Regions from separate parts of the Homo sapiens genome. Here all the other regions are linked to region 4. A link is a loop called in an ENCODE intact Hi-C map of the cell type or tissue named here. Cell type or tissue: PC-9. All regions are shown on one strand. Region 1 overlaps SPAG9 (sperm associated antigen 9). Region 2 has its middle 14 kb from the start of TOB1. Region 3 has its middle 15 kb from the start of MIR8059. Region 4 overlaps SPAG9 (sperm associated antigen 9).

Region 1 (8,000 bases), 56 kb before region 4:
ATAACTGTATAATTGGGTCCAATCACCTTTGAGATAGGTTATCAGATTAATTTTACAGACAGAGAAACTGGGGGCTCTGAAAGGTTAATTTGCCCAAGTGTTTGTACCTAATGAGTAGTAAAGTCAGGATGGAAAACCAAGTCCTCTGACACCAACAGAAATGTTCAAACATTTAGGATAAAGGCTCATTTACCTCTAAAGGCCATTCACATTTCTATTAATAGGTATTTATCAATGTTGTCATACCAGCAAAAATGAGGCATTTAAAAAAAAATCCTTCTCTTTTATAAAAACTGAAAAGCAATTTTCATAAAAACTTTTGACTACAAGTAATTTACTTAAAGACAGCCAAGTTACAGAAATGATTTTTTTTTTTTTTTTTTTTTTTTTTTTTAAAGATGGAATCTCACTCTGTCACCCAGGCTAGAGCAATGGCATGATCTCGGCTCACTGCAACCCCGCCTCCTGGGTTCAAGCGATTCTTCTGCCTCAGCCTCCCAAGTAGCTGTGATTACAGCCACACACCACCACGCCCAGCTAATTTTTGTATTTTTAGTAGAGATGGGGTTTCACCATATTGGCCAGACTGGTCTCGAACTCCTGACCTTGTGATCCGCCCACCTCGGTCTCCCAAAGTGCTGGGATTACAGGTGTGAGCCACCGTGCCTGGCCCAGAAATGATTTTTTTATAGATTTACCTGAATCCTTAGAGCTGATAAGAGGCCAAGAATATTCTGAACCACTAACTTAATTTAGAATATAATGATTAATTTGGAAAAGACTTACTCTTCACTAAGGAAATCAAAGGCTTTGGACTTATCCCCAGGGAGCTGAGATAAGGTGCTGCTTCTTTTCTTGACGGACGGAGTAACATGAGACGTGGGTGCATTGTACTTCAGATTAACAGGTGGTTCAGGCTTCTTAGTCGTGTTACTTGAGGAGCTGAAAAGTCGGCTGAAACTAAAAGAAGACAGTATGTCTGTGTGTCACATGTACTATGAGAAACAATCCTTGATTTTCCACAAACTTTAATGTTGAAGAAAATTTCAGAGTACTTTTACAAGGCAATGAGTTAGAAATTGGCAAAAACAGTTTTTGTAGTCATACGCTGTAGCCTTAGCAGTAACTCGTAGCCAAACTCAGACATTCAGTGAAGAGAAACTATTGCTTAGAATGGCGGGTGCCTGTTCTTTAACTAGCAATTTGTATAATGAAAGCAAGAAGCTCTTAAATAGAGGAAACTTCTCCTACTGAATAAATATATTTTGGTTTTTTTGCTAGCTCCTACTTGGTGCAAGGTAAGAGCGATTGTTAAACCGCAAGGTTATGGCTGTGTGATGTGAATGGAAGCTTAGTATGCCAGTTCTAAAAACAGCTTATTATAATCAAGTACTGGAACACATATTACCATGTTAACACACATTTTATACATTTTCTGATTAAGCTCAATTTAAACAACTACTTTCGGGTCTATTTCTTTTTTAATTGACACTTCCATTAAATAGCAGATTCACCAAAAAAGGGTAAGTTTTAATCACAGTAAACACATAGTACTTCTAGCACAAACATAACTCAAGCTCAATACATACACAATATTACTCAAACCCTACAAGCACTAAATTTCTCATCTTCACTTTGTAAAGTTTCTTACAATCACAAAACCAGCCAATCAGAAACTTATTTAATGGGGATCCAGGTCATTTTCAAGTCTCTAAATAATTCCCCATTATTTAAATTTGGCAGAGGATTGCAACAAATGCACAGTCAACATGATGCAGCTTACGATATCATATTTTTTGTCCTTGAGAAGAGCCTTACCGAGTTGGCACACTATATATTAAAAAAAAAAAAAAAGTTCAGTTTAGCTACTTAACCATTACCCCTAGTTTAAAAAAAAAAAATGAAGGAAAGAAAATGGACATAAAATCATTCTTGGAAATAAATTTTGACTGTAATTTTCTTGTCTCATGTGCTGTCTAACATCTTTGTTTTTCAATACTTACAACTGCCAAATGCTTGACCTTTTTTTTTCCTGCATGGCTGGATTTTCTCGTGATGCCCTACATTCAAAAAGAAAAGAAAAGAAACATTTATCAGTGAGGTATTCTACCTTTCTTTCTGAAGAACAAGAGACCCAAGAAGTTCATGGGATACACAGAGGGGAGTCAACAATTAAGTTCAATAAATACTGTAGTTACTTTGACCTACCATGTGTCAGTCAATCTGCTAAAGATTGACTTTAATTCTACTAAGAAAAATAAAATATCATCCCTCCCTCAAAGAGCTTAGTCTACCGACAGAGGACTGTAATATGTGCTAGACAGCCAACATGCCTGAATGATATTTAAAATTTTTTATTGAAAAGATACCCTCTAACTTTCCCTTTTATTAAAATATTGCCTTGTAAATTCCCATCTTTACATAAAAGTCTCTATCATCTATACTCGGAGCTCTCACAAAATAGCTTGAAACTTTGGCATCCTGAGGGGTCATTTTTCACAAGACTAAAACTTTTCCATCACTGGAAAGATGACCACAGCAGGGAAGAGGATAAACTGGATTGACAGGTGATTCAACAAAATTTCAGAAAATAAGATATTCCAAATTGATTTATGAGGTGGTAGGGATTCTGCCATCATAATCAGAGCTCTCTTTTCACTACTTTTTTGTTATGAACTAAATTAAAAACATTCTTTACTTCAGTGAAGTAGTTAAAAGTAAGCTACTATTTCCTTTAATTTGTTGACTACCACTTGGCTGCTAGAGTTAAAAACAGCAATGGAAAGTGAAGTCCAGTTGGGCACAGTGGCTCACACCTGTAATCCCAGCACTTTGGGAGGCCGAGGCGGGCGGATCACTTGAGGTCAAAAGTTCGAGACCAGCCTGACCAACATGGTGAAACCCTGTCTCTACTAAAAAATACAAAAATTAGCTGGGCATGGTAGCGCACACCTGGAAACCCAGCTACCAGGGAGGATGAGGCAGAACTGCTTGAACCCAGGGGGTGGAGGTTGCAGTGAGCCGAGATCACACTTCTGCACTCCAGCCTGGGCACAGAGCAAGACTCCATCACAAGACTCCATCTCAATAAATGAATGAATAAATAAATAAATAAATAAATAAATAAATAAATAAGGTCCACTTTCAGTTTTTTGAATATTTACTTATTATTTATTCGATATCCACTAAATACTGCAGTTAAGAACATACACTTTCTAGTGGGTTAGTTTCCTTGTCTAATAAATATAGATTAGAATACTGATCTTCCTTATGGGCAGTTATAAGCAATTACTATCACAGCAAATTGTAAAATGATATGTTAAAACACTTGATTCTAATATAACATTGGTAAAGGGTACATAAACTGTGAAATAAATGATGTAATCCTAAAGAAGTAAAAGTTGGCAATTAGAGAATGTGTTCATAAACTTAAAAACAACATGTCAATGCATACTATTATTGGTAAATCTGATATGACAATCCAAACTCAAAAATATGGGTAAATTAGGGGGCAGCTCATTTACAAACTTTTCAGTTCTTTCTAAATTAAAGAAACACTATTACTGAGACTACAACCATTAGATGGCAGCATTGGGTGAGATTTAAGAGCCATCTGACTGAAAGATACCAATGGAAGGGTGTACTTGGCATGAACAGTTAGAAAAGAGAGAAAGAAATCAAGCAAGAGTATTTTACAGAAAGACACTGAGTCAAAATAATTTATTTTCCTGTGTTGCATATGAAATTGTGATCTTTTCCTGACATTACTGGGTAAGTAGTATTGATTTCTATATTTGAAAAATGACCATCATTCCTAAGTAATAATAATTGCCTTTTAGAGGTCGTAGTAACATCCTCCAAGATCCCTTACTGGCCCAAAAAGCACCTCCTTTGATCACATTCTGTTGCTAATTCTGAGTGTTACTTTAAAAAGTCTCTCCTAGTAAACAGAGAAAGGGGCTTGGATCTTACAGGGCAGGACTTAAGTTCCACATGAAGGAATATTCAAACCTACAAAATAATAGTAGGAAAATAATGGAGCGCTTGTCATACAAACCGAATCATCTCTGTCCATCGAACAGCTTCCTGAAGCTCCATCAATCTCTCTTTATACTGGTTTCGCTCCATGAGAACACGGGCCATTTCTACTCTAGTAAACCGTTTCCTCTGGGCTGTGGGAATATCACTCTATAATGACAAGAAAATGACATATCATTCTGGAAGCTTATAAATGTCTTGGTGTTCATCTCAGAGTTATGCAAAATCTTTCAGTTTTTAAGCATTCCTTAATTTTTAATCTAGTAGATCATTTAAAGAAAAATGGCTTTATAAAAACAAAATCAACAAAGACTTTTTTTTAAAAAAATATATTTTTTGAGACAGGGCCTTGATCTGTTGCCCACCCTGAAGTGCAGTGGTGAAATCATAGCTCACTGCAGCCTGGAACTTCTGGGTTAAAGCAATCTGCCCACCCCAGCCTCCTGAGTAGCTTGGACTACAGGTACATGTCAACACGCCTGACTAATTTTTAAATTTTTTTGTAGAGACAGGGTCTCGTTATGTTGCCCAGGCTCATCTTGAAATACTGGACTCTAGTGGTGCTCCTGCCTCAGCTTCTCAAAGTGTTGGGACTACAGGTGTAAGCCACTGTGCCCAGCCAACAAAGAGATTTAAATAATCACTCATGACTACAAAGATAAAAGGCAGCAATTTAATTTCTGAATATATATACACAGATATTTGAACATATTATAAAGAAATCATAAAGAGTAGTGTGGGTCTGTTCTCATGGTTCTTAAAAATATATAAAAAATAAAGCTAAAAAATAAAAAGAATAGTAGGGGGCTGGACGCAGTGACTCACGCCTGTAGTCGCGGCACTTTGGGAGTCTGAGGCGGGTACAATGCTTGAGCTTAGTTTGAGACCAGCCTGGGCAACATAGTAAAACCCTGTAGCCAGGAGTGGTGGCACACACCTGTAGTCCCAGCTACTTGGGAAGCTGAGGTAGGAGGATTGCTTCAGCTGGGAGGTCAAGGCTGCAGTGAGCCATGACCATACCACTGCAGTCCAACCTGGGCAAGAGAGTGCAATCCTGTCTTTAAAAAACAAAACAACAACAACAACAAAAACAACAACAAAAACAAACAGTAGGGCCAGGCACGATGGTCCACGCCTATAATCCTAGCACTTTGGGAGTATCACTTTGAGCCCAGGAATTTGAGACCAGCCTTGGCAATGTGGTGTGAGATCCCATCTCTACAGAAAATAAAAAATTAGCCACGTATGGGGTGGCGCACAACTTTGGTCCCAGCTACTCAGGAGGCTGAAGTTAAAAAAAAAAAAAAAGCATAGAATTGCTTGAGGCCAAGAGTTCAAGACCAGCCTAGGCAACATAGTGAGACCCTGGCTCTACAAAAAATAAAATTAAATTAATAGCCAGGTGGGGTGGCATGCACCTGTAGTTCCAGCTACTTGGGAGGCGGAGGCAGGAGGATCACTTGAGCCCAGGAGTTCAAGGCTGTGGTGGGATATGATTGCCACTGTACTCCTCCAGCCTGGAGGAGTGACAGAGCAAGACTCTGTCTCTAAAAAATAGTAATAATACTAAAATAAAAATAAAGGATAGTGCAGATTTTAAACTAAAACCAAAATTGTTATCTACATAGATTTAATACACTATTGTAAGTTTCACCTAAAAATGTTGCTCTACCATTATTTTAATTCATGCTCTGTAACAATCGTCACTCAGAAAATAGTTATAAGTTAGTTCCATTTATCTCAAATTACCAAACCACATACTCACCCAAGACCAGCATTAAGGGTAAACTTATTACCTAGTTACCAAGGTACTCAACTATAAGAGTCGCTAAAATACCAACATAAATGCAAACAGATGGAGACAACTGTATTAGCCAGAATTACTCTTAGACAGAGTATGTGAATATAGAGTGAGCACAGGGGTAAGACCTCAAGGGAACATGGCTCAAGTCAACGTCCTATAGGCTTTCATTATCCACATTTTGGATCAAAGCTGAAAGGTTTGGGACATAAGAAAGACACTAAGCTTAGCCCTTAGCAGTCCTCCTCCTTTGTTGTTCTGTTATAGAAACTGGGCCTCTCCTTTCAATAAAGTTAAACAACAAATGATAAAGATCTTAAGTTTATAACACAGCAAGCCCACTAGTAGGTATGTACTCTGGAAAGGCTACTGCTCCTGCCCACCTGGAGACTTCTACTGTAATGTTTGTAACAACAGCATTGTAAAAAGCTGAGACAAACTAAATATTCCTTAACAGGAAAATAAATACATAAATTGTGACTATTCATTCAATGGGATATCATAAAGTAGTGAATATGAATGATAACTACAGCACTGTACTACACGGATGAATCTCAAAAACATGCCACTGAGGAAAAGAAGCTGGTCTCCAAGACTAAATGTAGTGTGAAACACAAAAAAGGAAAAATTAAACCATATATACATATGTGATATGATAAAATTTTTTTTTTAAGTTAAGCAAATGATAAATATAGGATAGCAGCTTTCTCTGCAGGGGAGGAACACAGAATAGTTCAATGTCTAGTAATGTTCTAATTATCAGATTGGGTGGTAGGTTCACAATGTTAATTTATTATGATTCATAACCTGCATGTCTTACTTGTTTTTGTGTGTATCATTACATAAGATACTAAAAAACAGAGACTGAAGGGGCACCAAGTGATCATTCTGTCCAAAACAACCACATATCTTTGGTCTGACCTTTGACCTGCAAACATTTGTTATAAGAATGATTATGAGGCTGGGCTGGGTGGCTCACATCTGTAATCCCAGCACTTTGGGAGGCTGACCAGGGTGGATTACCTAAAGCCAAGAATTAGAGACCAGCCTGGCCAACAAGGCAAAATCCCACCTTTACTAAGAATACAAAAAATTAGCCAAATTAGACTTGTAGTCCCAGCTCCTCGGGAGGCTGAGGCACAAGAATGGCTTGAACCTGGGAGGTGGAAGTTGTAGTGAGCTGAGATCGCAGAACTGCACTCCAGCCTCGGTGACAGACTGAGACTCTGTCTCAAAAAAAAAGACTAGGGGTATGCTAAGGATATTAGCAAGAAGCTCATATTTATTCTTCTGTACTTATGTTCACAACAATATGAACTAATTGACTAGTACTAAAGTTCTAGACTTCATCTTTTTAATACTGTTAAATAATTTTTATTATTAAGCTTTCATATTTCTAAATCAAAATTTGAAACGAAACAACAATAACAACAACCAAAAACCCCAAAATGTCCCAGTTGGTCCTCAAACTTGAACATGCAACTACAGGTAAGAGCACAGAGGCACAGAGGGAAAATGAGCACACTGCATGGAGCTAGAAAGCTCAGCATCTGGATACCATGCAGAAGCATGAGCTATCCTATTCATGACCATAAACATGTCTCCTGACTTTTAAAAATCTTTATAGTATTATATCCAAAGCTTACGTAGGAAGATCTTCCCGAAACACCAAAACATGGTAAGGTAAGAAAAAAAGTCCAAAATTGTAAACCTACATCATCGTCATCTTTTGCTTTTTGCCTTGCATCTTCAGCTTCTGCCCGAGCTCTAGTGGGGAAAAAACAAAACAAAACATGTTATTTGAATTGAGCTCATCTTTTCAAAAAAATAAGAGTAGGTCAACAATTTTAACTACCACTAAAGGATTATTTTTCTTTTCCCAAACAGGGTATTTAGCCACCCTCATTTGGTGGAGTATCATCATATCATAGCATTGTTCAGAAATAAACAGGTATTAAAGAAAGTGGGATAAAAAAATAATGTTTTAAATTTCCTTATTATCAAAACAAAGATGTTTGAACAGTCTCTAACTCTTTTTGCATCATTATAGACATAAAAAATAACAATATTTAGGCCGGGTGCAGTGGCTCACGCCTGTAATCCCGGCACTTTGGGAGGCCGAGGCAGGTGGATCACCTGAGGTCAGGAGTTCAAGACCAGC
Region 2 (8,000 bases), 210 kb before region 4:
TTTTGTTAGTGGTCATTGCTGCTATAAGTGTGCTGCATAAATGTTTAAAAAGAGGGCCCAGGGGGCTCTGTTCTGCAGGATGGGGGTGGTTAAAGACGTCAAGAACTAGGCCTACTTTAAGAGATACACGTGAAATTTAGAAAATGACAAGAGGGTAAAACTGATTACTATCTTTGGAAACCCTTGGTGATATAGGATAAAAACAAGTATAACATGCCCAAATACAGGAAAAGTCATGTAACTAATAGAGATATCATTTGTCAGATTACTTATGCTCACATAGAAGGGGATATGATAGTCTGTACAGCTTATGCACATGAACTGCCAAAATGCAATGTGAAGGTTGGCCTGACAGATGACGCTGCAGCCTGTTGTACCAGCCTGTGCTGACCTGCAGGCTTCTCAATAGGTTCGGCATGGACAAGATCTATGATGGCCAAGAGAAGGTGACCAGAGATGAATTATAATGTGGAAAGCATTGATGGTCAGCCCGGTGCCTTCACCTGCTATTTGGATGCAGGCTTTGCCAGAACTACTATTGGCAATAAAGTTTTTGGGGCACTGAAGGGAGCTGTGGATGGAGGCTTGTCTATCCCTCACAGTACCAAATGATTCCCTGCTTATGATTCTGAAGGCAAGGAATTTAATGAAGAAGTACATCAGAAGTACATCATAGGTCAGAATGTTGCAGATTGGATGCATCACCTAATGGAAGAAAATAAAGATGCTTACAAGAAAGAGTTATCTCAATACATAAAGAACAGTGTAACTACAGACGTGGTGGAGGAGATGTGTAAGGAAGCTCATGCTGCTATACAAGAGAATCTAGCTGTGTTAGTCTGTTCTTGCACTGCTATAAAGAAATGCCCAAGACTGGACAATTTATGAAGAAAAGAGGTTTAATTGGCAGGCTATGCAGGAAACATAGCAGCTTCTGCTTCTGGGGAGGCCTCAGAAAACTTACAATCATGGCAGAAGGCAAAGGGGAAGCAGGCACGTCTTACATGGCTAGAGCAGGAGGAAGAGAGAGAGGGGGGAAGTGCTACATACTTTTAAACATCCAGAGCTCCCAATGACTTCCTCACTCACTATCACGAGAACAGCACTGAGAGGTGATGCCAAACCATTCATGAGAAACTACCCCCATGATCCAGTCATCCCCCACCAGGCCTCTCCTCCAACACTGGGGATTAAAATTTGACATGCAATTTGGTGGGGACACAGATGCCAACCATATCACCAGTCCATGAGAAGAAGCCCGAGAAAGAAGCTAAAAAGAGGAGATAGAACCGTCCCCAAATGTCCCTTGCCCAGAAGAAAGATTGGGTAGCTCAAAAGAAGGCAAGCTTGTTTTCTCTGAGCCCTCTCTTACAAGAGCAGAGGAGCAGACTGCTGAGGGCTAAACCAAACAACAATTTTCTTTCTTTCTTTTTTTTTTTTTTGAGATAGAGTCTTGTTCTGTCACCCAGGCTAGAGTTCAGTGGTGCGATCTTGGCTCAGGGCAACCTCCACCTCCCGGGTTCAAGCAATTCTCCTGCCTCAGCCTCCCCAGTAGCTGGGATTACAGGCAAACCCCACCACACCAGGCTAATTTTTGTATTTTTAGTAGAGACAGGGTTTCACCATGTTGGCCAGACTGGTCTTGAATGCCTGGCCTCAGTTGATCCGCCTGCCTTAGCCTCCCAAAGTGCTGAAATTACAGGCGTGGGACACCACGCCCGGCCCCAGACAACAATTTTCTATGAGGATTTTTCAGATAAAGACAATCAACATATTAAGCAATAAATAAATAGATAAGTAAATAAGGGGCCAGATATTTTAGGCCGCAAGGTCCCCAAATCTCCTTGCTATCCAGGGTGGGCCGGCAGTGAGAAAAGGTCACAGTCATGGCAGAGCATAGGTTCAAATACTGGCTTTGTGACTTTGAGTAGTTAACTTCTCTGTGCCTTAGTATTATCATCTATACAACAGAATAATAATGGTAGCCATAGTGCCTCTCCAGGGTAGTTGGTCCTGGGCCTCATTGCTTCAGTTTGTTGGGGATAATTGCTGTTGCACGTCCCTGCCAATGATTGGAGCAAGAACCAGGAGGGGAGAACAGGCCCCTCTCCCAGAGCAAAGTGAGAACAGATGCAGTCTCCTTTGCTGATAAGGAAAGAGTCCAGGAGGAGGGTAGCTGGAGAAGAGAGGGGGAGAGCAGGAGGGCAGGAATGAGAGGAAAAAGAAGAGGGATGGGGAGATGCATACACACATACGCACACACTCGGGGTTGTGCAGTTGGAGGCCCAGGAAGAAAAGATAAAGTGTAGTAATTTGGTTAGAGATGAGGAACCTCTGAGACCTCCATGGAGGCCCTAAGAATATTTCTGAACCCTTCATTCCCAGCTCCAACACCTCGGGGCACAGAACTAAGCTCTCAATGACCCCTTATTTCAAGTGCCACTCTCCATCTCAATGTACCACAAGGGGCAACAGAATAAAAGGGGAAACAGCCTTAGGACCCTGGTATGATCAATAACAGACTCAAAGCAATCCTCACAATCATTACAACCAGCAATTTTACCCTGTGACCCTAATAAGCGCTGAAGCTGGTGTTTATGGATGACTAGAACACAGCTTTAGTGAGACTTACACGGATGGTAACCCATCCCTGTCCCAGACCTCATAGAAGGTGGGCACCCTTTACCAATTAGATGCCCTTTTGGTAGGGTTAATAATTTCCATTACTAATAGCTTACAGCACTTAATATGTGTTCAACATGCATTATCTCATTAAATATTTACAACCCTGTGATGTGTATATTTTTCACCTCCATTTAATAACCTGTCCATTTCAGAGATAATGAAACTGAGGCTCAGGGAGATTGAATAATTTTCCCAAAGTCCCTGGCCAAGCAGGGAACCAAACCTAGGCGTGTCTATATGACTCCAAAGGCCACGTACTTAACCGCATGTGTGATATTTTCCACCACAGATTCAAGAACAGTCAAGTCTGGTTTCGTCTCATTTTTGTGTCCTCCCTTCTCCCTGCTAATATACCAGGAAGTTTTACTTCCTAGGATTCTCATGAAAAGGCACGTTTATAGCCAGCTGACCTCCCCTAAATAGGCTGAGCACATGCCCTTGAGGCTAAGCCGTGCGGGGAGAGGTGGAGGATTTGAGCCCTCTCTCACCACAGAGTAAAGAGAGTGCAGGTTATTCTATGTAGGGAAGAGGATTATGCTGAATGCTTTATTTATCTTACATGCTCATCACACCAACCCTAACAAGTAGAATTTGGAACCCTTTTACAGTTAGGAAATCTGAGGTGGAATCGTTTTAACAGTGCACTGCTATTTAAGGTTGAGTTTGAGATTTGATTCAAAGTCTGACCCCAGGCCAGGCGTGGTGGCTCACACCTGTAATCCCAGCATTTTGGGAGGCCGAGGCAGCGGATCACCTGAGGTCTGAAGTTTGAGACCAGCCTGGCCAATATGGTGAAACCCCGTCTCTACTAAAAATACAAAAAAATTAGCCGGGCTTGGGGCTGGGCACCTGTAATCCCAGCTACTCAGGAGGCTGAGGTAGGAGAATCCCTTCAACTCAGGAAGCAGAGGTTGCAGTGAGCCGATATTGCGCCACTGCACTCCGGCCTGGGTGATAGAGCAAGACTCTGTCTCAGAAAAAAAAAAAAAAGGAAAAAAAAAAGTCTGACCCCAAAGCCCACGTTCTTTCTCATAGAGGATCACGAGGAGTAATGTTATTTGGAGGCTGAATGAAGCCCCCTACACCACTCTAGAGCATTCTTACATCTGCAGGGGAAATTGTGGGGCCTAAACATGTGTCCCCGCTGGTCAAGTGAGTGTGAGACAAGGATCAGACGCTGGTGTCTTCTGTGCCAAAGCAGGATCCACACTCTGTACAGAATAGTGATGCTCTCTGAACAGTCCCAGGTCACATGAAGGAGTTTGGCCAGCTTGTGGTGGTATTTTCAGTGGATGACAGAGTGCTCAGCCACCAAGAGAACTTAGGGAAGCCTGGGGAAGGGCATTGCCCGGGGAAGTGACCCAGGCGAAAAGTTATTTGGGAATGTTAATTTCTGGCTGAAATTTATACAAAGCTTTCCCTTCAAAGCCTCATTCTTTGATTTATGTTCAAACCGGAAGATATTACAAGCACCCAAAAAGCCAAACTGGAAAAGGAAACTGCAGAGCTCCACAGACTTGTTGCCTTGGCCAGGGGTAGGGTGTGGCGATGGGAGTGGCAACTGGGAGTGACCTGGGGGTGTCTGAGTTTGTGCAATGAACACGCACTTTCCACCAACACCAACTTCTGGAGGGGTAGTACCTGCTGTGAGCCCTGACATCACAAAACCAAAAGAGGCTTTGTCACTAAAGGTAGGAAAACAAATGAGATGACCCCTAGAGGGAGCTTCTAGCCTGAGGAAGTTTCTAGATTAAGCATGAAACTGAAACTGTCTTAAAAGGAAGGAATTCGACATCCCTCTGACACAGCCTGACGCCCCTCTCAGTCCCACCTTTTCTTTCCTTGGACTTCTTACTGGTCCTCCCCATCTCACTCCTGGGTTTGATGAATAAAGAAGTTTTAAACTATTTCTCTTTCATAATGTTTCTGTACAAAGCTTGAAACAGTGAAAAAATAAGTTAAAATGTTCAAATTCAAAGGCAGGTTCTCCCAGGAGAGATGGGCTGGCAGCAGAGCTTCTATTTCTGATTTCCTCTGCCTTTTTCCCCAAGGGTTAGCAGCACACATTCTTCCTACTGTGGCTACATCTGATGAAGAACACACACACACACACACACACACACACACACACACACACACCAGGACCAAGGTTTTCCTCTCAACTGCCTGTTCCTCCACTGGAGCTGGGAATTTGAGGGAGCCCAGGCTTCCCCGGGTGCTTCCAGTGGACATTGTACCCATTCTTCATAGCTGGATATCTCCCCCCAGATCTAGCATCCCTAAGATAGGCACAGTCTCACCCTTTTTTGTTCATACCCCTACATTTTCCTGTGTATTATGATTATTTGGGCGTGTGTGTTATCGTTTGCTAGAATGTAAGCTCCTTTAGAGGTTCCGAAGGATTGTATATATCACTGCCAGTTCCTAACGCAGGAGATGCTTAATAAATGTGTTGAGTGGATGAATACAGGAGCTGTTTTTAATCATATCTCACCTTGTTTGAGAAAGAATTTAGGGACAAGAATGGAATCTGAGCCCAGGGCAGCCACTTGAGTCAACATCACCCTTTTGCTATCACAAGTACTAGTAAAGCTCAGGACCCAAGACTTCAGTATGTGAAGTGCCTATAGTTGCTTCTCAACAAATCTAATCATCCAGAGAGCAGTCGCAATGTAAGTAAGTAAAGCTAGCACGTAGCCCTCAAACTCATATCTTACTCCATTGTGTTTTTGCAACCGATTTCCCTTTCCTAATTGTGCCTGGCAAAGGCTGATAGCAAAATAAGTTTGGGATTGCTGAGCAAACAATCACAAGTGAGGTTTGCAGGAGAGGGGGACTGGGCACAAAGTGCAGCTTAGATGACTTCTAAATAATCAGGTGGGGCTCTTTTTATAAAATCGACCGGTTGAGGTCAACCAAGGGAGCAGGATAGTGTAATGGTTAAGGATCATGGACTTTGGAAACAGAATCCCACAGTTCAAATCCTAGCTCCGCTGGCTGTGACTGTTGCAAGCTCTCTGCCTCCACTTATATATCTGTAAATGGGAGAAACAGTACAACCTTCAGAGGGTTGTTATGAAGTTGAACTGAATTTAAATGGGGCAGTATCTAGCACATAGTAAATTCATATAAGGGTTGCCATTATTACTACTGAGCTTTTGGGGTTGGTCATTCCCTCTGGATTCCATAAGACTTTGTGATAGTATAAAAATCATCCTTCAAATAGGCAGTGCTTTACGTAGGAGCAGTTCCCCATCCTCCTTGAAAATCTGGGAAAAAAACACGCGCACAATCTTTGGGAAATGGCGGTGTCAGAACTTCTGCAAAGCCTCCTTCCGAGGAAACTGATCTCCAGGGCAAGTTGTCAGGCAGTGTATGCATAAGCTCTCTCCTTTACTGTCCTTTCCACCTTTCCCAGGCCCTGGAAGCAAAGGCAGATAGAAGACATAACACCCTGGTCCCTTGCCGGCTGCCAGACCCTTCTCCTTTGGCAGATGCTCCTGGGGAGATAAGCTCTCACCTCCATCTCTCTATTCCTTTTACACAGAACCCAAAAAGTTCTTTGAACTTTAGTGGTTCAGAAAATAAACAAGAATCTTCTTTCTAAGTTACCAAAAAAAAGTTTCCTTCCTTTCTTCCAGCCTTTTTCAAGATTCACAAAGAAGAATTTCCCCAGGTAAAAATCTTTTATAGCTGTGTGAAAACTGTTTGTTCTCAAAGTCTTTAGTTAAAGAGCCTCTGGTGACACCTTAGTTTCTAGAAAGGTTGACTGCAAAGATTGCAGCTATCTTAAACCTTGTATTAAAATGGTTTAAGAGATTCCTATCATGTTTTCTGGAAATAAAAAGAAATTAGAATAAAGTAAGTCACCAGGGCTCCACAAAACTTTAGAATGGCAGGTAGTTTGCAAAACTAGGAGAGTTCTTTTTGGGAAAAGAGATTTGAGGGCAGTAGGCAGATCTGGATAATCAGAGTGAAGAAAGAATAGGCATTGTCATTACAAAACAAAACAAAATTCAACCTTCATCCTTACTAAAAATGCATCGATGGGGCCGAGCGCAGTGGCTCACGCCTGTAATCCCAGCATTTTGGGAGGCCAAGGCGGGCAGATCACGAGGTCAGGAGTTCGAGACCAGCTTAACCAATATGGTGAAACCCCGTCTCTACTAAAAATACAAAAATTAGCAGGGCGTGGTGGCACGTGCCTGTAATCTCAGCTACTCAGGAGTATGAGGCAGGAGAATTGCTGGAACCCGGGAGGCGGAAGTTGCAGTGAACCGAGATTGCGCCACTGCACTCCAGCCTGGGTGACAGAGTGAGACTCCGTTCCCCCTCCAAAAAAAAAAAAAAAGGAAAAAGAAATGCATTGATGGCTAGTGGAGGGGTGGCAAGGGAAAGCCATCTGAAAGGAATACCTGCATTTAGTGCAAAACAGAAAAAGATGTTCCTATGCCTGGAAACTACTGAACCTGTGTCACAAGGTGTCTGGATACTGTACTAAAGTGTACAATATTTGCAGGGTAGGATGATTCCATTTCTTTCTTTTTCTTTTTTTTTTTTTGAGATGGAGTCTTCCTCTGTCGCTCAGGCTGGAGTGCAGTGGTGCGATCTCGGCTCACTGCGACCCGCCTCCTGGATTCCAGTGATTCTCCTGCCTCATCCTCCCCAGTACCTGAGATTACAGGCACGTGCTGCCATGCCCTGCTAATTTTTGTATTTTCAGTAGAGACGGGGTTTCACCTATTGGTCAGGCTGGTCTCAAACTCCTGACTTCATGATCCGCCTGCCTCAGCCTCCCAAAGTGCTGGGATTACAGGCATGAGCCACCACACCCGGCCAGTAATTCCATTTCTTAAATCATACTGATATGATACTGATAGCATTCCTTTCTATCAATATACAGAAGTCATTTACTTATACTCACCATTTGCTAGAAAACAAGCTAGACTGATGCCACGTCCATTCTTGACACTCTTTCTTTCTGGCCTAAAGGAAGCACAAAATCGTTTTAAGTCAGTCTTCACACTCCAAAAGAGTGTGCAACATAATTTTCCAGCTTTCTCACTAGCACTAAGAAAGAGGAAAAAAAGACCTCAAAAGCTATAGAAGGGCATGTGGAGAATCAGAGTTTAAAAATAGCTGCAACCTGATGGCCAGGAAGGAAGTTTATGTTTAACATTCAGTGCAAAAAACAAAACAAAACAAAACAAAACAAACCCCACATGAAATCAATGTCTAGCTCATTTTGTCAATGTGGTTTTTCCACAATTATTTTTGAAACACTTGAAAAGTGTATAGGCAGAAGGGATGCGACC
Region 3 (8,000 bases), 270 kb before region 4:
GTCAGAACAGTGCCTGGAACAGAAGGATGCCCCATACTTGTTGAGTGAATATTTGTTGTAGAATGTGAGCTACACAGGAACAGAGATTTTCCCCCCAGTTGTGTCCCCAGGGCTTTGAACAATACCTGGCATGTGGCTGGTTTGCAATATAAGTTTGTGGCCCTTGTAAAGCTGGAGCCATTGATTATGACATGAACTTCTGAGGAACCTTATTGTTTTGTTTTAAAAGTATCTGATACGGGCTGAGAGGTGTTTCTATTTGTCTATTTTTCTATGCATTTTAGAGTTTTTCTGGCTGGGCACGGTGGTTCATGCTTGTAATCCTAGCACTTTGGGAGGCTGAGTTGGGAGGATTGCTTGAGCCCAGGAGTTCAAGACCAGCCTGGGCAAGGCAGTGAGACTCTGTCTATTTAAAAAAAAAAAAAAAAAGAAAGAAAAAAAAAGAAAAATTACCCAGGTATGTTGGTTGCGCCTTTAGTCTTAGCTACTCAAGAGGCTGAGATGGGACGATCGCTTGAGCCTAGGAGGAGGTTGAGGCTTCAGTGAGCCGTGATGGTGCCACTACCCTCCCAGCTGGGTGACAAAATGAGACCTTGCCTCAAATAAACAACAACAACAACAAAAACAGGCCTATAGTCCCAGCTGCTTGGGAGACTAAGGTGGAAAGATCGCTTGGGCCCAGGAGGTGTAGGCTGCGGTGAACCGAGATCTCACCACTGCACTCCAGCCTAGGCAACAGAGCAAGATCTTATCTCAAAAAAAAAAAAAAAAATTCTGTGTATATGTTTTGTGGGTTTTTTTTTTTTTGAGACACAGTTTCACTCTGTGCCCCTAGCTGGAATGCAGTGGCGTGATCTCAGCTCACTGCAACCTCTGCCTCCTGGGTTCAAGCGATTCTCCTGCCTCTCTCCCAAGTAGCTGGGACTACAGGCGCCCGCCACCATGCCCGGTAATTTTTTTTTGTATTTTTAGTAGAGATGGGGGTTCACTATGTGTTTGTTTGTTTTTTTTGAGACAGTCTCACTGTCACCCCGGCTGGAGTGCAGTGGCACAATCTCGGTTCACCGCAATCTCTGCCTCCCGGGTTCAAGTGATTCTTGTGCCTCAGGCTTCCAAGTAGCTAGGATTACAGGCGTGTGCCACCATGCCTGGCTAATTTTTTTTGTATTTTTAGTAGAGACAGAGTTTCGCCATGTTGGCCAGGCTGGTCTTGGACTCCTGATCTCAAGTGATCCACCTGCCTCAGCCTCCCAAAGTGCTGGGATTACAGGTGTGATCCACCATGCCTGGCCTTTATTAATTATTATTATTATTATTTGAGACGGAGTCTTGCTCTGTTGCCCAGGCTGGAGTGCAATGGTGCAATCTTTGCTCTCTGCAAGCTCTGCCTCCTGGGTTCAAAGCGATTCTCCTGCCTCAGCCTCCCGAGTAGCTGGGATTACAGGGGCGTGCCACCATGCCCGGCTAATTTTTTGTATTTTTAGTAGAGACCGGGTTTCACTATGTTGGCCAGGCTGGTCTGGAACTCTTAACCTCGTGATCCGCCCGCCTCAGCCTCCCAAAGTGCTGGGATTACAGGCGTAAGCCACCGTGCCTGGCCCTATGTTTATTATTATTATTATTATTTTGCACTGGCGTTGGATTTTATTGCGAGAACAGACTAAAGAGAGCAATGTGTCAGAAGCGCTGCTCAGCCACAGCCTCTTGGGTGGCATGGGAACAGAGCGGACGCATTACGGAAACCCAGTTCTTGGGCAAAAGATAAGGAAGCGAAGGGCCTCACTGGAAATCTCCTGGCTTCTGGGTGTCCAGGGTGGCTGTCCCAGGCAGGCGACGGTCTTCTTGGCGGCCAGGCTGCGTATGCGTCACGAGGAAGCCTCCAGATGGAGCGCGGCCGCCAAGGCGCAGTAGCAGGGCGACGACGCTCCGAGAGGTCCCCATCGTCAGACCCCTCTGGCTTCCATGGCGCGTCTTCAAACCCGGCCGATCCCGGCGAGTGTGGCGGCCGCGCAGCGCAGTGGCGAATTCGATCTTCTGGGTCTCCGGGTGGTTCCCACTGGGGCTCTCGCGCCGTCTCTCTGGAGCCAAAGGCCCCCCTCACACGGCTTTCGCCAGTGCATCGCTTTTCCCAGCGGAAGTTCACAGAGACAGGGGGATTGAGAAGGTCTATTTTTTATTTGTCTTTTAAACTGTAGCTATACCAGTGAGTGTGAAGTGGTATCTTATTTTGGTTTTGATTTGCATTTCCCTAATGACTAGTGATGTTGAACATCTCTTCTTGTGTTTATTGGCCATTTGCATGTCTTCTTTAGAGAAACATCTATTCAAATCATTTGCCTATTTTATTTTATTTTATTTTATTTTATTTTATTTTATTTTATTTTATTTTATTTGAGACGGAGTCTCACTCTGTCGCCCAGGCTGAAGCGCAGTGATGTGATCTTGGCTCACTGCAACCTCCGCCTTCCGGGCTGAAGTGATCCTCCCGCTTCAGCCTCTCGAATAGCTGGGATTACAGGCTCGTGCCACTGTGTCAGGCTAATTTTTGTATTTTTAGTAGAGATGGGGTTTCACCATGTTGGCCAGGCTGTCTAGGACTCCTGACGTCAAGTGTTCTGCCTGCCTTGACCTCCCAAAGTGCTGGGATTACAGGCATGAGCCACCGAGCCTGGCCTTTGCCTATTTTAAAATTGGGTTGTCTTCTTATTGAGTTGTAAGAGCCTTTTTACATATTCTGGTTACAAGTCCCTGATCAGGTATATGATTTATGAATATTTTCTCCCATTCTGTGGATTGTCTCTTCACTTTCTTGATGTGCACTTTTTTTTTTTTTTTTTTTTTTTTTTTTGAGACAGAGTCTCGCTCTGTTGCCCAGGCTGGAGTGCAGTGGCTCCATCTCGGCTCACTGCAAGCTCCGCCTCCCGGGTTCACGCCATTCTCCTGCCTCAGCCTCCCAGGTAGCTGGGACTACAGGCACCTGCCACCACTCCCGGCTAATTTTTTGTATTTTTAGTAGAGACCGGGTTTCACCGTGTTAGCCAGGATGGTCTTGATCTCCTGACCTCGTGACGCCCGCCTTGGCCTCCCAAAGTGCTGGGATTACAGGCGTGAGCCACCGCGCCCGGCCTATGTGTTTTACATTATGTTACTTGGTGCACGTTTTATTTTCTGGGGTCTTTCCCTTTTAGCAGTACAAAGAGATCCGTCGTGTTTCATATAATTTTTTGAGCTTCATGTCATGACCTTGGTTTTCTTTTGGTTCGCATGTGCCTGGATATCTTTGCCCTTTTTTTTTTTTTTTTTTTTTTTTTTTTTTTTTTTGCGATGGAGTCTTGGTCTGTCGCCCAGGCTGGAGCGCAGTGGTGGGAACTTGGCTCACTGCAACCTCTGCCTTCCGGGTTCAAGCGATTCTCCTGCCTCAGCCTCCCAGGTAGCTGGGATTACAGGCATGTGCCATGATGCCCCACTAATTTGTTTGCATTTTTAGTAGAGATGGGGTTTCACCATGCTGGCCAGGCTGGTCTCGAACTCCTGACCTCAAGTGATCTGCCCACCTCGGCCTCCCAAAGTGCTGGGATTACAGACATGAGCCACCGCGCCCAGCGGGCCCGTTTTAAAAGTCGATATCATTTCCCACCTGTATCTTGTGAGCATAGTCAACGCTCAGTGAAGGTCAGCTTCCTTCCTCTTGCCTGTCCTCATGAAATGCCCCTTCCCATACCGCCCCCGCGCCCCAGGAGTAGCCTTTGCTGTCCCAGGACTGAGCTCCAACATGGGAGCCCCTCTCAATACCTCCTCTTGAGCCTGCCCCTTTCCTTCCCTGCCATTCCCATGCAAGGCCACTGGGCAGGGCAGGTCCGCACCACCGAGTTGCCATTCTCCGTGTGTCCACCAGGGGCCGCCCCACTCCTGCCTGAGCTTCCTCCAAGAACCTGCATTTTTAATTCAGTCCCTCCCTGGTCTCCCATCTCTCCCAGCACCACCTTTGGGTGTAAAGCCGCAGAGCAGTATTCCTGGTTATCCAAGGAGTCCATAAACTGTCCTGTGGGAAATCAGCCCAATGCACCCTGGCTCCCTCATTCAGCAACTGTGTTGTAGTTTTCTTGTCTGCAAAAAGAAAATAATAATTTCCACCTCACTTAGAAAGAATATGTAGGCTGGGCATGGTGGCTCATGCCTGTAATCCCAGCAATTTGGGAGACCAAGGCGGGCGGATCACTTGAGGCCAGCAGTTTGAGACCAGCCTGGGCAACATGGCGAAACACCGTCTCTAGTGAAAATACAAAAATTAGCCAGGCGTTGTGACACATACCTATGATCCCAGTTACTCCAGAGGCTGAGCTTGCAGTGAGCTGAGACCGCACCACTGCACTCCAACCTGGGCAACCAAGTGAGACCCTGTCTCAAAAACAAAACAAAACAAACAAAAACAGAAAGAAATAATATATAGTTCGGGAGCCTGAGGCACGAGAATCACCTGAACCTGGGAGATGGAGGTTGCAGTGAGCTGAGATGGCACCACTGCACTCCAGCCTGGGCAACAGAGTGAGACTGTCCAAAAAGAAAAAGAAAAAGAAAAGAAAAGAAAAAAGAAAAATAAATAATATATAGTGTTCAGCAATGTGCCTGGTATACAGTAGGTGCCTAATAAAAGCAAGTCACTTTACAAGAGTTCAAAGTCCGTCCCTCCACAACTCTCCCTAAAGCTCTCCAGGCCTGTCTGTTTTCTTAGGTAATGGGTTGGCACCCAGGTTACATGGGGGTGAGATCTCCTTGTAGGGGCACAAGCTTCATGGGTTACAAAGTCAGAAGTGTGAATGTTTCTATTTTCTATAATTGACTTGGATTTCCACCTCCATTTCCCATGTTGCACGATGTGGAAACATTTTTATTACAGAATTCAGGGTTTCCTCAGTCAATTCTTTTTTTTCTGCGACGGAGTCTTGCTCTGTCACCCAGGCTGGAATGCAGTGGTGCGATCTCTGCTCACTGCAACCTCTGCCTCCTGGGATCAAGTGATTCTCCTGCCTCAGCCTCCCGAGTAGCTGGGATTACAGGCATGTGTCACCATACCTGGCTAATTTTTGTATTCTTAGTAGAGACATGGTTTCACCATGTTGGCCAGGCTCGATTCCAACTCTTGACCTTGTGATCCACCCGCCTTGGCCTCCCAAAGTGCTGGGACTACAGGTGTGAGCTACCACGCCTGGCCTCTTCAGTCAATTCTAAGTTTTTGCCTCCCCCTTTGCCCTGGGGTCCCAGCTAATGGTGTCAGCAGGGAGAGGGCTCTGATCTTGGTCGTTCTCGTTTTCTCTGCTGGTATCTGTAAAGATGGTCTCTGGCCCTATCGGGCATCATTTGCTGATTTCCGTTCTCACTGGATTCATTACTGCCCGTGTCCATCCCATCAGCATTCACCATGAGGGCCCGCGGCCCACCTGGCCTCCTTGTTATACCATCCTGATCCTGAGCTTCATGTGGTCCCAGAACCCTCTCTCAGCCACTTCAATGGGAAACTGTGGGGAGGGGTTTGTCTCAGGCCCTCTCTGCCCAGACAAGCCACAGCAGCATGTCTCCTTACGTGTAGAGACATGAGGGTGTTCTGGGAGATGGTACCTCAGTGCCTTCACCAGGAAGTGCCTTCACCACTGCGCCCCTCTACTCCCTGAGCTCTGCAGTGCCCCTACTGCAGCCCAGACAACAGGGCTGGAGTGGGGAGGAGAGAGCCATCGTGTGATCAGTGTTTTTACTGAGGCAAGGACCTCAACTTTGAAGCTAGTATCCAAGACCTAGCTCCACTGGCTTCTCTTCATTTCTTCTGAAACATTCCTGCCCCAAGGACATCCTTGCTGCCACCTGCATTGGGGCGGGGCGGTATGACATGCTAGAGAAAGAAGCCTGGTTAACATTTCCTAATCTAGCTTGGCACATCTTTTGCCCTGTTTTCAGGGTACTCCTAGTACAGACTGACACATGCCCGCCCCATAGCACCCTAGGGAAGTTTATGCTCCCAGTAATGAGTAGGGCAGAGCCAAGGTGGTGGATGAGGTTTTCTGAGGGTTGGTACTCAGCCCCTTCTGGGAGGGGAGACGATCCTGGTTGTAAACAATAGAAAACAACCCTGGTTAACTATAGCCCAAAAATAATTTTCTGGAATGATGATGGATGGTTCATAGAGTCACAGGGTAAACTGGAACCAGCCTGACAAATTGGGCAGGAACCCAGAAGGCTGGGAGGCAGAATCACAGGGAGGGTCTTATGAGGACAATCATGCCAACCTCACAACCATCACTGCCCTTTGATGGTGGCAGCTGGGACCCCAACATTAGAGGAGTGACACCTCAATGGTCCCAGCTTCTCAATAACCCTCAGTCAGTGTCAAAGTCCTAGGCAGGATGAACCAAGGCTGAGTTCCCAAGCACCCCCTGCAGGAATTGGATCTTTGGCCCCCTTAGGCTTCCATAGGGGGAACACTGCCTCCAGCCCATCTTGAGATTTGTATCCTCCCCTCTCGATTGGTATTTGGATGACAAGCAACTAAAATCAGCAAATGCACACATCTCTCTAATTTCCCTGAATGTGCATTTGCCAAGAGGCAGTTTCAAACCTGCCTCATTTGAGCAGTCTACTCAGAGTGCTGTTTGTTTATGCCACTCGGAGAGCTTGCCAAATACAGTGAAGTCATCTGAACAGCCTGAGCGCTTCCAGATAAATACATTGGCCTCCTTTCCATGGCCCCCATAGTAGCTAACATGTACTGAACAGTGGGCCAGGCACTGAGCTCAGCGCTCTACCTGGAGGATTGCCTTGGGCCTTACTGCCATTTTTCCAAGGAAGAGACTGAGGCCCAGTGGTTTACTAGCTTTCCCCAGTTCACACAGGTCTAGATGGGAATAACAGGGACTTGACCCCACACAGCCTGTCGGGCCCTGCTCCCTGGTGATCTAATGGAGCAGACGTTAAACCAATAACCACAGGATTACGTACGTGATTAAAAGGAGCACTGGAAAGGGAAAGAACAGGGTAGGAGGAGGGAGGATGGCAGAGAAGACAATTCATAGGGGTGGGGTGGGTGGGGGTCCCGGGAAGGCCTCTGGAAGAACATTTAAGCTGTGACCCAAATGATGGATTTAGCCAGGCCAAGAGCGAGGGGAAAGAGGCAGTGGCAAGTACCGAGACCTCTGAGGCAGGAGAGAGGGGAATGTGTTCGGGGGATGAAAACAAGGGCCAATGCAGCGGGAGCAGAGGGAGCTGGGGATTTCTGGGTGGGGCCATCAGGCAGGGCCAGGCTGAGCCTTGGTGTTCTTCAGCTCAGAACCCCTCACCTCCTCTCACTGACCCCCACCCCATCCTCTGAGATCCGACCTCACAGCATAGTCAGATCCAACCTCTTCTCCCCACCTCCGCTGCGGCCACCCTAGTCTGATTATTGCAATATCCCCTCCCATTCCCACTGGTCTCCCTGCTTCTGCACCGCCCCCATATCTCTTCTTTCTCAGCAATAAAGTGATCCTTTTAGCATGGAAGTCAGAGCTTGCCAGGCCTCTGCTTCTCATTTTGCTTAGAGTAAGTGCCTAAGTCTTGCAATGGTCTACAAAGCCCTCCACAGTCTGGATCCCAGGAGCTCCTGCAACGTGGTCCCCTCTCTCACTTGGCTGTAGCCCCACTGGCCCTGTGCTCCTTCTCAAGTACACCAGGCAAGCCCCTATCTGGAAGGAGGGCCTTTGCACTGCCCGTTCCCTTGGCCCGGAATGTTCTTTCCTCACATATCCATGGGTCTCTCATCCTTCAGCAGGCCTGCCCGGGCATGTTCTCATAGTGGAGCTCAGGGCAAGAACAGATGGAGATGCTAAGCCCTCTTCTGCCTGCCTCCGGTCTGCTAACATCCTGCTGGCCACAGCAAGCACGTGGCTGAGCCCAGAGTCTGAGTGGGAGGGCACCAGGATGGTAGATGCACACGGTAAAGACACAGGGAGTAAAGCACTGGGGCCCTTGCACAC
Region 4 (8,000 bases):
CCAGCCTGGGCAACATAGTGAGACCTTATCTCTACAAAAAATAAAAATGAAATAAACATTTTAAAAATTGGCGTGCACTGGCCAGGAGCGGTGGCTCACGCCTGTAATCCCAGCACTTTGGTAGGCCAAGGCAGATGGATCACGAGGTCAGAAGTTTGAGACCAGCCTGACCAACACGGGAAAACCCCACCTCTACTAAAAATACAAAAATTAGCCAGGCGTGGTGGCACACTCCAGTAATCCCAGCTACTCAGGAGGCTGAGGCAGGAGAATCGCTTGAACCCAGGAGGCGGAGGTTGCAGTGAGCTGAGATCAAGCCACTGCACTCCAGCCTGGGTGACAGAACGAGACTCCATCACACACAAAAAAAAAAATTGGCATGCACGTGTGTGGTCCCAGCTACTTGGGAAGCTGATGTGGGAGGACTGCTTGAGCCCGGGAGGTTGAGGCTGCAGTGCGCTATGACTGCGCCACTGCACTCCAGCCTGGGAAACAGAGTGAGACCCTAATTAAAAAAAAAAAAAAAAAAGTATATATATATATATATATATATATATATATATATATATATATAAAACATATATGTATTTATAATTATCAGCTTTAATAAGTACTACTTAAGCAAACAGTACATAGAGTACATTGTTTAGGCACTGAGATGAATGATGTGAAAATCAGTAACAGGCCTTTTAGCAACCTTAATATCTTAATATCCACCAAATGCCATTAAATCTTAATATCCACTAAAATTAAACCTTAATGGCTAACAAATGTCATTAAAATGTGAGGGCTTTTTTTTTTTTTTTTTTTTTTTGGAGACAGGGTCTGTTGCCCAGGCTGGAGTGTAGTGGCACAATATTGGCTCACTGTATCCCCTACCTCCTGGGCTCAAGTGATCCTCCCACTTCAGCCTCCTGAATAGCTGGGACTAAAGGTGCAGGCCACCATGCCTGGCTATTTTTGTATATATTTTTTTTGGTAGAGTCGGGGTTTCACCATGTTGCCCAGGCTGGTCTCAAACTCCTGGGCTTAAGTGATCCGCTCACCTTGGCCTCCCAAAGTGCTAGGATTACAGGCATGAGCCACTGCTCCCAGCCAAAATGTGGGTTTTTTTGGCTTTTTTTTTTTTGAGACGGAGTCTCGCTCTCTTGCCCAGGCTGGAGTGCAGTGGCGTGATCTCGGCTCACTGCAAGCTCCGCCTCCTGGGTTCACACCATTCTCCTGCCTCAGCCTCCCGAGTAGCTGGGACTATAGGCTCCCTCCATGATGCCTGGCTAATTTTTCGTATTTTTAGTAGAGACGGGGTTTCACCGTGTTAGCCAGGATGGCCTCAATCTCCTCACCTCATGATCCACCCACCTCGGCCTCCCAAAGTGCTGGGATTACAGGTGTGAGCCACCGCACCTGGCCAAATGTGGGTATTTTTTACCACTGAAAAAGCTGCTGTATAACCTGCTCCTGTCTTCCCTGAGCTCTATGGTTCAAGCCCTTCATGGACCATCCTTTCCATCTGCTACTGGATATCAATTCTGTGATACTTCATGCTTTGGGTATGGTTATTAAGCTAAGATTGTAATAATCAAATCTCACGTGTCAAGGCTAACAGGGAAAAATTCTACACCCTACCCCAAGAAAGTGCTAACCACATTATTCAAATGCAATGTGTGGTGGGGTTTTCTGTTCCTTAAAAGCAATGGCTAGTATTAAAACATTTTTTTAAATAAATAAATAAACAGCAACGTCCAGGCACACTGGCTCACACGTGTAATGCCAGCACTTTGGGAGGCCGAGGTGGGTGGATTGCCTGAGGTGAGGAGCTCAAGACCAGCCTGGCCAACGTGGAGAAACCTTGTCTCTACTATATTAAAAATACAAAAGTTAGCCGGGTATGGTGGCACACACCTGTAATCCCAGTTACTTGGGAGGCTGAGGGAGGAGAATCGCTTGAACCCAGGAGATGGAGGTTGCAGTGAGCCGAGATTGCGCCACTGCACTACAGCTTGGGCAACAGAGCAAGACTCTCTCTCTCACACACACACACACACAAGCAACAACAGAATATAGCTACAATATAATAATGTAAATACAATCTTTGTAGCATTAATATGCTTACTGTATACAGAATACAATCTGTGTGGATATTCTCCAAAACATGATTTTAAATTGTTTTATGATTATAGATTATAAAGGTTTTTATACTCTTCTAAAGAAAAACAACAACATAGTTTCTACCAGACGCAGGATAAGAGATCACACAAACTAGGGAGAAAAAAAAACAAACAAAAAAACGGGCTAAGACTGGAACCATATGTATCATGGGAAATATAGGACTAGCAAGGGGAAAGAGAGAGGAATTATTTTTTTCATGTAACAAATATTGTATAAAACTATAAAAATTATATTTATCTGGGTATGTGAAACCCAGACTGACCATGACATACAAAAATAATTTTCACATTAAGATAACAGAAACAAAAGCAACATGAAAGGCTGACAGGGAATCATAAAAAGGTTAAAAAACCCTCAAGTACATTTTCTAATTTCCTTTGAGGAGACTGTGCTGAAACTGTTAATTTAAAATACTGAAAACTCATGCAAAAAACCTACTTTTGAGTTATTTTAACACATTATAATTTGTGCTTATATTATTTGTTATGAGCTTAATGCAAATAAGTCCTTTACAATGGATAATAGATGTAGAGACCCTTTACCAATAACTTACCAATCCATAATTTCCAAACTCATAAAAAAACAAATCAGTTCTCTCATCTAAGCATCACAGAAACTTCATTATGTGCACATAGGTTTTTGCTTAGCCAGCCAAGGAGAGAAGTACTATAGCTGCCTTAAATAACTAAATTATTCTGTAGCATACTAATTCACCCCATGAAAAGCTAATTCCAAGAAAAGTTGACATTTGGTAACTAGGTAAATGCCACATGAAATTTAATGTTTTCTTGAAAGAATCCCCAAGAATTATTCTTTTTTAAAAAATTCTGATTTTCAAAGAAAAATTAAGACATATTTTCTAAGGTTCATTTCTTTGTCTCAATAATAGCATGGTAATGAAAAACCTAGAAACCCACCTCAGTGTGTCTTTGATGTAATGCATTATATTCCTTCTTCAGTTCTGCTTCTCTTTCTTCAAGTCTGCTAACTGAAATTAAGATACATACACTTGATCAAAACAAAATAAGAAATTTACTTGAAAAAGTACATGTTAGACTCAGAATGGGCTATCCATAATCCTTAGCAACTTTCAGACTCAGTGTTCCATATGCAAGTCTTCACAAAGCAGTGACCTCATTTCATTATCCTTAATAATGAAAACTTTCAGACGAGCGGAATACCTTAGATTGGTTCTCTAATATTCCTATATTTATCAGGTCATCCCCCTAAACAGTTTTTTTTTTAACATGATACAGAATTAACTCTTTCAAAAACACAAATCACCTCATCAAAGTTTTAAACTGGGATTAGGGCCCAAATAATGTATTTCCAACACTACTCAAGCTCTTTAGCACTGGCAGTTTGTGAAAGTTGATTGTTTATAAGTACTTTTTCTGCTTCAGGTCTCCTCAATTTCAGGGACTCATCTTCTTTTATTTAGCTCCCTCTGCTGATGGGTTTTGTGAGTGGCACTGACTTGAGGTAGTGCTCACAGAGTACAACTTCAGGATATTTAAAAAAAAAAAGTTTTATTAATAGATCCTGAGATACAGAATGTCAGGACAGGATTCCACAGGAAAGAATAACTGATAGCAAAGAGGAATGATTCAGGGAGGAGGTGGTGTCCACACAGAACCACAAAGGAAGAAATTACAGTACTCAAGACAGATGGTAATGAGAGCATTCCTGACACTGTTACCACAGAGAAGGGAACACAAAACCATGCCTGTGGTGAGGCAGAGGGTGGTGGTGAGGCAGAGGGGAGACTGGCCAGACTGGAGGAGCCCATACTTGGCTAAGGAGCAGTGGGAGACAGTCTGGGGAGAAATAAAGCTGGTGCTAGAGGAGTTTATCAGGGTACTCATTTAGTCTGTTGGAAAGCCTTAGCATAGTTGAAAATGTTCCCTGGGTTTAAGGGTCAGCTGGCCGCAAACAGGCAAGGCTGTGTGTAATCTACAACTGGTGACTGTGGAGGACAGCTGTAGAAGGAACTAGTATGAACTAATATTCTGACAGCAGATAAATGAATGTTTTATATGCCTCCTAGTATTAACACACCAGACACCAAACAAAACATACCTTGTGCTGCCCAGAAAATTCATTTTGGGTTTGTGTACCTTTACTTGCCATAATTTGTTTAAATATCTTGAAAATATGTGATTAGGAAAACTGTAGCTGTCTTTGTTTTGATTTGTTTCTAATTCAAGCTTATGTGTCGCTGGCTCATTACATTTGCACCAGAGAGCAAACACACACTACAGTACCCACGGAGCACATTTTATCATGCCACACAAGTGTTGAATACATCTGCTGCTCATCTTATCCTGTGGCTGAAAGCGATAATAAGCAAATTTATTATGCAGATGTGTTGTGATAAAATAATAGATGCTAAAACCACAAATTAATTTTTAATAAAATTTAATTCTATGATTTTTATTTAAAAACAGGAAATCCAAGCAAATTATGGATATTTAATAATTTCAAAATAAACATTTTCTACTACTTGTCATTTAAACTGATTAAAAGCTTAAAGGAATTCTGAGACTACTGGACAAACCATATCTATTTTCAATTGTTCATCTTTTTGAATCATTATTTTCTTGATAATGTGCAACAAAAACAAAAATTGGATGCTGAGGCTGAAATAAAATCCAACTATCATTCATAATCCTCAATTTCAAATTTGTGCTCAATAGTAGAGCCTTATTATTCTTGTCAGCTGATATAAATTCATAAATAAATTTGTATCACCAACACCACCACTACTAATAGCAGCCAACAACATCAAGTGCTTACTATGTACCATACAGTCCTAAGAACTGCATATAAACTAACTTATTTGAGCCTAACATTAACCTTACGATGAAAGTATTATTATTACATCCATGGTAGAGATGAGGAAACTGAAGCAAATAGGAGCTAAGTAACTTGCCCAAAGTCACACAGATAGAAAATGGCAAAGCAAGGATTCCTATCAGAATCTGGCTCCAGAATCTGTGTTCTTAATTACCATGCTATACTGCTTCTCAGCAAATACTCATTTTAATCTGTTTTGTATATTGGAGTTTACTTTAAGATATCACTTTGGGCAGAGGGGAGTATGCTTCAAACAAAAAACTCCTCTGTTCTTACAGAAACAACCCATTCACAGATACTTTGATACAAAGGGCATCAAACTGCCAAGCAAAATGTGTACCCAAGTCAGGGAGATGCACATTAAAACCAAAATGCAACACCACCATGCTTCTGAATGGCTACAGTGAAAAACACAACACACCAAGTGCCAGTATGGATGTGGAACTACTGGAACTTTCATAAACTGTGGTGTATGGTTTCATACACCGTAACTTGGTATGCCCAATTTAAGAACTGTTTGGCAAGATTTAGTTAAGTTTCGAATGTTTGCCAACCCTATCACAAAACAATGTCATTGCTAGAAAGCCTATATATATGTCCACCCAAAGGTATTTAAAACAATGTTCAAAGAAGCACAATCTGAAAACAATCCAACTGTCCATCAAGAGTAGAATGGATAAATATTCATGTACTGGAATACTGTACAACGTGAATAAACAAATTATTGCCACACACAACATCATGGACCAATAGCACAAATATGATATTGAAGGAAAGAAGCAGAAACAAAAGAATACAAAATTCAAAGACATAACACAAAACTAATCTGAAATGTTACAAGTCAGGATAGTAGTTACCTCTGGGGAGGAGTCAGTGATCTGATGTATTTATGCCTGTATAGCCCCAGCCCACCTCAGTTCAAACACGATGTGCATCCATTCACACAGGCACTTTCCTCTGCTTGAATACTCATTCTTCCTTATGTTATCCTACAATGGCTATGAGTTCAACATGTAGAATGGGATTTAAACAAACTATTCAGAACCATAACAAACAAGCTTTATTGCTCTGACTGTAGCATTCTCAGGGAGAGAACAAAAATGTTACCGAATAGACTGGATAAAGAAAATTTGGTGGGTCACGCCTGTAATCCCAGCACTTTGAGAGCCGAGGTGGGCGGATCACAAGGTCAGAAGTTCGAGAACAGCCTGGCCAACATGGTGAAACCCCATCTCTACTAAAAATACAAAAACTAGCTGGGCGTGGTGGTGCATGCCTATAATTCCAGCTACTTGGGAGGCTGAGGCAGGAGAATCGCTTGAACCCAGGAGGCAGAGGTTGCAGTGAGGCAGAGGTTGCAGTGAGACAAGATTGCGCCACTGCAACTCCAGCCTGGCGACAGAGTGTGACTCCATCTCAAAAAACAAACAAACAAACAAACAAACAAACCAAAAACCAGAATCTCACCACTTTTACCACCTTCATCACTCTCACTTTGACCCAAGACATCATCTCTTGCTTAGGTTATTACAATAATAATCCTAGTCTCCTGACTAGTTTCTCTACTTAGTCTTTGTTCCCTACATTCTCAAAATAGAGATGGAATCAAACAGTGACTAACCGCTCAAAACTTCAAAGCTTCCGATCTCATTTTTAAAAGGAAAAAAAAATTCTTACAATGGTCTGTAAGACTTTTCTGGATCTGATTGTCAAGTCACAACACTCTTTGCTTCCCATCCCCACAGAGAACTCTTATCTCCTGACCTATTATGGACTGAATTGTGCTCCCTCACCCCCCAAATTCATAGGTTGAAGCTCTACCTCCCAATATGACTGCATTTGGGGGATAGGGCCTTTAAGAAGATAATTAAGGGCCGGGCGAGGTGGCTCACACCTGTAATCCCAGCACTTTGGGAGGCCGAGGCAGGTGGATTACCTGGGCAAGAGTTCGAGACCAGCCTGGCCAACATGGTGAAACCCTGTTTCTACTAAAAATACAAAAATTAGCCAGGCGTCATGGCAAATAGCAGTAATCCCAGCTACTCGGGAGGCTGAGGCAGGAGGATCGCTTGAATCTGGGAGATGGAGGTTGCCGTGAGCTGAGACTGTACCACTGCACTCCAGCCTCGGTGACAGAGCGGGACTTTGTCTTTTTAAAAAAAAAAAAAAAAAAAAAAGGCAGAAGAAGGTAGGTAATTAAGGTTGAATGAGGTCATTAAGGTGGGGCCCTGATCCAACAGGGCTGGTATCCTTATAACAGCAAGAGATAGGCAAAAGGCCATATTAGGACACAGAGGTAAAGCAGCCACCTGCAAGCCAAGGAGAAAGGCCTCAGGAGAAACCAAATCTGCTTGTACCATGGATCTCAGATTTCCAGCCTCCAGACTGTGAGAAATAAATTTCTGCTATTGAAGCCACCCAGTCTGTAATATTTTGTTATGGCGGCCCTAGCTGACTTATACCATTAAGCAAACCTCAGAGAAAAGGGTTTTTTTTGTTTTTTTTTTTTTTCCTTGAGACAGAGTCTCACTCTGTCCCCAGGCTGGAGTGCAATGGTGCGATCTCAGCTCACTGCAACCTCCACCTCCCTGGTTGAAGCGATTCTCCTGCCTCAGCCTCCCTGAGTAGCTGGGACTATAGGCGTGCACCACCACATCCAGCTAATTTTTGTATTTTTAGTAGAGATGGGGTTTCACCATGTTGGTCAGGATGGTCTCGATCTCCTGACCTCGTGATCCACCCACCTCGGCCTCCCAAAGTGCTAGGATTACAGGCGTAAGCCACCGCGCCCCACCGAGAGAAGCTTTTATATAAGATGTTTGTCAACTGACTTGGTCAGAGAGCTGGGTTTATACCTTACAGAACAAAACATTATAATGCCACAAAACAAAGTCAGGTCCTGACTGATTTTATGCCAGTTTCCTAATCAATTTGTTTGCATTGCTTTGTGTCAAATGTACACCACTTAATAGTGA

Evidence for each region. A loop is a pair of places that touch in the nucleus more often than their neighbours do. Peaks named below come from ENCODE experiments on the same cell type or tissue, not always from the same donor. Only the 100,000 strongest peaks of a DNase experiment are listed, where the experiment ranks them.
Region 1: it touches region 4 in a loop (14-fold over the local background); 55 of 110 quality-filtered maps call a loop at or near these places.
Region 2: a loop joins it to region 4, with 6 times the contacts of the local background. A loop is called at or near these places in 18 of 110 quality-filtered maps.
Region 3: it touches region 4 in a loop (20-fold over the local background); 3 of 110 quality-filtered maps call a loop at or near these places.

Annotation. Positions count from the first base shown.
Region 1 is chr17:50,997,658-51,005,657 of GRCh38, forward strand. SPAG9 (sperm associated antigen 9) reads right to left here. Exons shown (of 30, transcript NM_001130528.3): 12 at 7,555-7,606; 13 at 4,058-4,188; 14 at 2,004-2,060; 15 at 787-960. Among named protein-coding and RNA genes, the nearest start is that of SPAG9, 120 kb to the right of the region's middle. In PC-9, CTCF peaks have their summits at 3,544 (motif pointing right) and 3,743; a DNase peak (open chromatin) is centred at 3,604.
Region 2 is chr17:50,847,872-50,855,871 of GRCh38, forward strand. It overlaps the pseudogene RPL5P33. Among named protein-coding and RNA genes, the nearest start is that of TOB1, 14 kb to the right of the region's middle. In PC-9, CTCF peaks have their summits at 4,399 (motif pointing right) and 4,601; a DNase peak (open chromatin) is centred at 4,360; H3K4me3 peaks cover 320 bases; H3K27ac peaks cover 346 bases.
Region 3 is chr17:50,779,444-50,787,443 of GRCh38, forward strand. No RefSeq gene overlaps it. Among named protein-coding and RNA genes, the nearest start is that of MIR8059, 15 kb to the left of the region's middle. In PC-9, CTCF peaks have their summits at 3,902 (motif pointing right) and 4,107; DNase peaks (open chromatin) are centred at 3,888 and 5,858.
Region 4 is chr17:51,053,326-51,061,325 of GRCh38, forward strand. It overlaps SPAG9 (sperm associated antigen 9), which reads right to left. Exons shown (of 30, transcript NM_001130528.3): 3 at 3,087-3,157. Among named protein-coding and RNA genes, the nearest start is that of SPAG9, 64 kb to the right of the region's middle. In PC-9, CTCF peaks have their summits at 3,602 (motif pointing left) and 3,805; DNase peaks (open chromatin) are centred at 3,646, 6,656 and 7,296; H3K27ac peaks cover 1,457 bases.